Regions from separate parts of the Homo sapiens genome. Here region 1 is linked to region 2. The links are chromatin contacts, found by Hi-C or POLR2A ChIA-PET in ENCODE. All regions are on one chromosome and are shown on one strand. Each heading gives the region's core, a stretch centred on a gene start or an enhancer-like site at or near the end of the contact. The rest is flanking DNA. Distances are from core to core; before and after follow the strand shown.

Region 1 (3,531 bases), core at 343-2,842, 260 kb after region 2:
TTCTGTTGAAGGAATTGTTCATGGGGTGGCCACTCCTTCAAAAGGAATTATAAAAATCTAAGACTTGAAGCTGAGATCCCCCACCTGCTGGGTGGTGTTTGATGGTCTAAACTGGGGGTTTGCAAACTCTTTCAGCAAAGGGCCAAGTAGTATATCCTTTAGAATTGTGGGTCATCCAGTCTTTGTCACATTTGTTCAACTCTGCCATTGTAGTGTGAAAGTAGCCATGGATGATATATACCTGAATTAAATGGACTGTTGTGCTGGGCTGGGGCCACAGTCCATAGTTTGCTGCTGCTTGTCTAGATCCTGCGGGGCCTGAGCAAGTGAGCTGGAAATAAGGTGGCTGTTGAGGGGGCTGAGGAGCAACAGGAAGTGAGAAGGGAAGGGAGATGGGTGCAGCACCACTACAATGCCACTTCCTTCCTGGGGTGAACTCACTTAGACTTTGAATAGGTTCTCTGCAGAGATGACTGAGACACTTGGAGCCATGCGCCTGCAGAGACACAGTGGGGGACCATGTTAGAAATGGGAGTAACAAGTCATTCATTCTTACTATATGTTTCGTTATTGCATGGCAAAGGCTTTGAAAAGAAAGCTGAGTCTTTTATTTTCCTGTGAATCAGCTCCGAGCCCCTGGAACAATGTTGTTCATTCTGCGGATGCTCAGCAAGCCCTTGCTGACTGTCTTTATTTCTTCACCTGCAATAAGATCCCCCCAGGCCCATATGGAAACGTAAATGTTCTTGAGGGACTAATTCAGTGAGACTCTTCCAGGGGAAGTTCAGTCCTCCTGGGAAGTGATTACACACTGATGGAATTTTTGCACACTGGATGGAAAGATGATCTTTGCCTCTTGGCTGTGTCACAGTAATAAGTGGGAGACTGATTATTTCTAAGAGTGCAGCTCTTCCCGGCACTGATAAGAATGGAATGCAGCGCTACCATGGAGATTCGGGTCACTAATTAGTCCCAGAAGCCTCTAGGCCTTGAATCACTGTTATATTAATTATGCATCAAATTAGAATGTTTGCAAAGGCTCAGAGCCAACTGTACTGCAGAACCCGGTGACAGCATGGAGAGATCAAGGAGTGTCCCGCCCAGCACACTGCAGGGACCAGCAGACAAATCCACGCGGCCTGCCTGAGCGTGCAGTGACCCCGCCTGATCTCTGATACAGCTGTTCGCAACTCCTGCCAGAGAGCTTGTTATCGGCACAGGGTGGACAAAAGAAGGAAAGGAAGAGAACGATGGCTTCCCCTCAGTTCCATAATCTAAGCTCTACTGCGGTAATATCCAGCTGAGAAAAGACACAGGACAATCATTTGGGCACTTTATTTCCATGGTAACAAATAGAAGATTCTTCCAGATGTTTGCTAACATCGTGGAGGTAACATGTCTGGACCGTTGTCTGATATTCAGTTTTTATAGCTGGGGAGACATGGCTTTAGCTTTGGGTAAACTATTCTATCTCTTCCTCCTCTTCCTCTGCCTCCTTCTCCTTCTTGTGTTCTCCATGAGCATAAAACCAAAATATACTTGATGCTTTGTTGTAAAATAAACAGATGATAAATAGCAGTCTCTGTGACTGTTGGGTTATAATTCCATCGAGGGCTGGGGTTGAAGTCATAAACCACAAGAAGTGAAGCATGACCCACAAATAGCCTTCAGGATGGAATTACAGCCCCATAATTCAGAGTAGCCCTTTGAAAAAATAATTCCTAAACCTAGCTATAATTTGGGGAAAGAGCCACGACAGTGGTGACGTCTTCTCTAATCAGTTCATCAGTAGACAAATTACTCCCCTTCGTTATTCTGATGATATTTATTAACGTTGGGGTGAGCACCCAATCTGTTTTCTAGGAGGTTACTGTTGAAACCAGGTAGCAGTCGCCCAAACAGAACCAAAGAAAGGGAAACTGGAGTCTCACAGTAAGAAAGTTCTCACCACAGATGAAGGTCAATGAGCATGAGGTGAGAAGAGACATTCATTACTTTGGAACTGATGAGAAATATTGATTCCTGACCACAGGAGTAGTGGCCGAGTTTGTTTTGCGTGGAGTGTGGCATAAATTCCGTCCCTGTTCTGCATCTTACTACTTCTCTAAATGTCTTTGCTATTTTCAAAACTGATTCTGCTTGATCTCATAATTCATTAAAGCAAGTTGATCTCATGCACCCCAAGAGTTATGAGAAGCTTTTTCATGATGGTTCTTGCATGATGAAAATAAATTCTCATTTATTACAGAGAAAATAAACCGAACCCAACAATTCTGTAGAAGGTGAATGTTTAAATGGCAGTTTCTTGTGATCATAAATTAAACCATCAAAATCCCATAAGGTTTCTCTGCAGCCTAGATATTAAATAAAACAACAAACATGCAAGGACTGGCAAGTGGTAAGGGCTTAATACATGGTCATTCACTACCATAATTTGTACCATAAAATTCAGAAATTCTTTACATGCTTTGTGTGTTATTATCTACTTTGTCAATGACGCTGAAGACATGAGGAGAACAAGGGTCTCATCTGACGCATTATGCCTTTCCACATAGACAATGTAGAATATTATTTAAAACAGAGTCTACAGCATGAAGAAAATAGAAGCAACAGAAAACAACAAGCTAATATATAAACTATTAAGGCAAAATGGACAAAGAATATGATCATTTAAAAGTCGAGCTTATTGAGGTATAATTTGCAGATATGCTTTGTGTTTAATTTGCTCCTTCTTTCCTAGTTTAAGGTGGAAACTTAGATCATTGATTTGAGATATGTCTTCTCTTTCAAACACAAATATATAAAAGTGTGAATTTTACTCTAAGTACTGTTTTGGCAACAACACACACATTTTGATATGTTAGGTTTTTATTTTTGCTTTGGTTCAAACTATTTTCTAATTTTTCTTGTGATTAAGTTTGAGAATTTAACAATAGAAAACAGAAAACAAATACTTCGTTATTGATTTCTATTTTAATTTTGTTATGATCAGAAAACATGCTTTGTATGATTTAAAGTCCTTTAAATTTATTGAGCCTTATTTTTTGACCCAGATATGATCTTTCTTTGTGAATGTTGTGTCTGCATTTGAAAAGAATTTGTGTTCTGCTATTGCTGGATGGAGTATTCCATAGCTGTCAGTTAAGACAGTGGTTAGTGGTTCCATTTATCTTCTATGTTTTTCTGTATGCTTGTATATCTGAGAAAAGGATGCTGAAATTTCTAACTATCACTGTGAATTTGTCTGTTTCTCCTTTTGGTTCTGTCATTTTTTATTTTATTTGTTTTGACATTGTTAGGTATTATTAGGTGCATGTACATTTGGAACTGTTATGCACTCATGATGAACTGAGTTCTTTCTTGTTATAAAATGTCTCCCTTTAGCCTACATAATAATATGTGTTCTGAGGCCTACTTTGTGTGATATGAATTACAGCCATTCCAGATTTCTTTTGATTAGCTTCTGCATGGTACTTTTTTCATCCTCTTCGTTTTATCTATATATTTATACATATTGTATATTTCTTGTAG
Region 2 (3,465 bases), core at 440-2,939:
ACGAAGAAAAAAAAGCTTGGGTGTGGGAGAGAGTGATCAGGGAAAGCCCCTCAGAGGAAGGGACAACGAAACAGATTGAAGGGTGAGACAGCAGCCCTGTTAAAAGGGGACGGGCCTTGTAGCAGACAAGCAGAAGGCCCAGTCCTGGGGGCCGCTGGGGCGGGGTTTCAGGAGTGCTTGAGAGAAGCTCTGGGGCCGTGCGTGGGTGAAGGGACGAGGCACGGGAGAGGCCAGAGGGGCCCCTGTCCTGTGGGCTTCCAGTCTCCTGCCTTAGGAGGAAACCCCAAGTGTCCCGAGGGAAAGGTTCCTTCTCTTTGGAGAGAGAATGTTTCTCTCTTCCTAGTTTTGTGCTGGTCTGGAAATGTTAGCAAATATACAGGCGTGGGAGAGGTGTGACGCATTGCAAAGAACATCTAGAAACTCGTGTTGGTCGCGGGTCTGAGATCCTCTCTTGGAATCCTCATTTCCTACCTGCAAAGTGAGAAGGGTAGATTCAGTGTTCTATTAGGGCACGTTCAGCTTTAGCAGTCTGGGTTTCTAGGCCCAGTTATGGTTTAGATTTTGCTAGCTGATGGTTTGTTTTCAGTTTGGGGTTCAGAGATGAAGGGGTTTCTCCTGTTGACTTTCCAGCAGGGCAAGGCCATGGGGAATGACTTCCTCTTGAGCTGCGAGAGCTGCCCCTTCAGGCATGTGGGTGAGGGATGTGGGGAGGTTGGACAAAGTTTCAGCACTTGATAGAAGGTTCTGGAAGAAGGAAGAACTAGCCAGAAGAGGCTGCATGAGTCTATGAGCTAGCAGAAGGCCCAGAAGGGAACTGCAGGGGTCTGGGTTAATGTATAAACTGGAAGTCAGCAATTGTAAGATCTTTCTAAAATTGCTCAAAATGTTGTCATATTCCTGGGGTTATTTTTGTAATCCTTTTTGTTTTCCATTGAAGCAATTGCCAGTAAAACCTTTCTAAGGAAAAGGTCCTCTGGGCTGCTTTGGGGATCAGCAAATTAAAGAGGAAGCAGAGGAGGCTGGGTCCCAACTACAGCGGCGCCTGGAGGCTCAGGAGAGCTCCAGGTAAGGCAATGGGGTGTGTGGCGGGCAACAAGCTTGGCTGCATTTTAAAGTTTCTGGAGAAGGAAGCAGCAGTTTCCTAAATTTGCTGGCCTTTGAAGAGAGGTAGGAACGATTTGCTTTGTAATCCATCCTCTGGAGGGGAATGCGTTCTTGCCCCAGTGAGAAAAAACCTTGATAATTACAAAAAGGTGTCGACCCCTGGGTCGTGCTCTGCCTGCCCAGTGAACCCTGGCGAGCCCCCAGCAGGCTGAGCTGGCGTGGCCAAGGGCAGCGCGTGTGACCCCAAGTGTCTTTCCTTTGCTCCTTGGCTTGTCTCCAGCCCTCATGGATGAGTCAGCCCTGAAGCCTGCAATCCCAGCAACAAATCCCAGAAGAGCAGAACATCCCCCTTCATCACTGCCATGGTGTCACCCCTCAGCCCCCGGCAGCTGTGAGAAGGCAGCAGTGAAATGTTTGCTGCTCCAAAGCATGAAACTGGGGAGGGAGAGGGCAGCCAGAAACTCAGCCTTCACCTTCCCCTCCCTTCAGGCCCACCCCTTCGTGCTCAGCTGGGCAGCCCTGCCTTTGTTTTGCTCTCCTGAGCTGTGGTCAGTAACGTAAGTCACGTTCCAAGCAGTGACCAGAATGTTGTGAAGGAGGAGATAAGAGTTCCTGACCTCCCGAGGCATTCCAAAGAAGAAACAGAACTATTTGTTTCCAAAGGAGAACAATTTTAGCAGAAAGGGTAAGATAGAGGGAGATGAAGAGAGGAGGGAATCTCCTCGTGAAAAACTGGATTTGGGAAAAGGGTGAAAATATTGTCATGGGGAATGGCTGGAATTTGATGAGATTTTAGCTGTACTCCTAGGCTGTTAGAAACAATTGCCTTCGTATCATTCCCCGTTCCTGTACCTAGCCACGGTCCCAGACAGTGTCCAGGGCCTTAAGCCACTGCTGTCCCAGACATCTGACCAACAGTTCAGATGACCTCAGGGGACTGGGATTCTGGCCTCAGCAGGGAGTACCCCGAATCTCTGCCATGGGTAATTGAGCAGATACTCCTGATGTGGTTTTGTTGTTGTTGAGGATTTTGAGAAAAGAGCCTTTGAGAGTGCTCTGGAAATGTGTTCAGGAGGATGACATGGCTTTTCTAAGCACCCTCCCTGGGCTGAGTCTGCAGTGCATGGGAACCTGGTTCTGAAGCTGCAGTTACACACAGCACCCAGAGCCCAGGGCTTGGGACACAGTCAGTGGTCAATGAGTATTTGTGACGCAGAGGCTTCCTTGGGAACACACAGTAAACCAAGAGGGATGAAGGAGCCTGTCTCCGGTGGAAATGTGGGGACGCTTCTCAGTGTAGGCACTGTCTGTCTGCATACATGGTCCTGTTTGATCTTCACCGCCTGCCCGGTGCTGCTGCTCCTTGCAGCCCTCTGCTCAGCTCACGCATTTCATACGCTTTCCTTGGGGATCACGTGCTATCTCACTGCTCAGTTAAAACCAACACATCAGTGGATTCTGCGTCTGCATACATAACCCTCCCACCCACCTGTGTTCACCCAGACTCCCCACCAACCCCACACAGACCACCCCAAACATCTCATTATTCATCCAGTCACATGACTTGATTCCACCTCCAGGATATCTTCAAACTTGGTCCCTTTCTTCCTTCCCACTGCTGCTGCTGTAGTGCAGGCCAGCATCATGTCTCACTGGAGTATATCCGTAGTCTGTACCTGTTTTCCCTTGTTTCAGATTCGTCCGCTTTCAATCTTTCCAGCAGGTGTGACATTTAGTGACAGCAGGTGCCCCATCTTGAGCTCTCATGGCACCCTCTGCGTCTTCTGACATTGAGCGAATTGCTTGTCCGTCTCTTTGGCTATACCCTAAAGACCTCGAGGGCAGGCTTTAATTGTCTTGGCACTAAGTGCTTGGCACACAGTAATCATATAATGATAATAGCCATCACCCAGCATTAACTATATATAAGCATTCTATTAAGGTCTTTACTTCTCTTATTGTATTTATTGTTCATAACAACATTATGAATTATATTCTATCACTGCCCCTCCTCGTGTATCAGGAAGCTGAGGATCAAAGATGTTAGGGACCTTTAGATATTCCCCCGACTTGTAAATGGCAGCATCAGGACTCCGAGCCCTGTATTTACTGAAGAAGTTGTAGAATGAACCGCTTAGCCTACTCCTCGAGAAACATTTTTTTGGGGGAGATGGACATGAGAAAATGATTATGATGGCGCATGAGAAGTGCTCCAACAGAGGTATGCTTCTAGATCTATGGGAATTATACACGAAGCAATTGCAGGAATCACTGAGTGGACCTGGGAAGGAGTCAGAGGAAATGATGCTCTTGAGCTGAGTTTTGAAGAATGAATAGAATTTGTTGGGCAGATAAGGAGAT

Evidence for each region. A loop is a pair of places that touch in the nucleus more often than their neighbours do. ChIA-PET counts read pairs that join two places held with the same protein, here RNA polymerase II (POLR2A). Pooled maps may share reads with other maps.
Region 1: a map of endothelial cell of umbilical vein shows a loop between it and region 2 (2.1-fold over the local background). The contact joins two enhancer-like sites. A Hi-C loop is called at or near these places in 1 of 168 maps with a recorded cell type or tissue (endothelial cell of umbilical vein) and 4 of 50 pooled maps. POLR2A ChIA-PET finds 5 or more read pairs at or near these places in 1 of 52 experiments (OCI-LY7).

Annotation. Positions count from the first base shown.
Region 1 is chr11:130,737,204-130,740,734 of GRCh38, forward strand. It overlaps LOC105369575 (a long non-coding RNA gene), which reads left to right. Exons shown (of 4, transcript XR_007062954.1): 4 at 1-2,178. Among named protein-coding and RNA genes, the nearest start is that of LINC02873, 66 kb to the left of the region's middle. Within about 2 kb of position 1,593, at least 8 of the 41 ENCODE cell types and tissues checked have a DNase peak (open chromatin) inside an H3K27ac peak, as active enhancers do.
Region 2 is chr11:130,476,946-130,480,410 of GRCh38, forward strand. No RefSeq gene overlaps it. Among named protein-coding and RNA genes, the nearest start is that of ADAMTS15, 30 kb to the left of the region's middle. RefSeq lists an enhancer at 742-1,941. Within about 2 kb of position 1,690, at least 24 of the 41 ENCODE cell types and tissues checked have a DNase peak (open chromatin) inside an H3K27ac peak, as active enhancers do.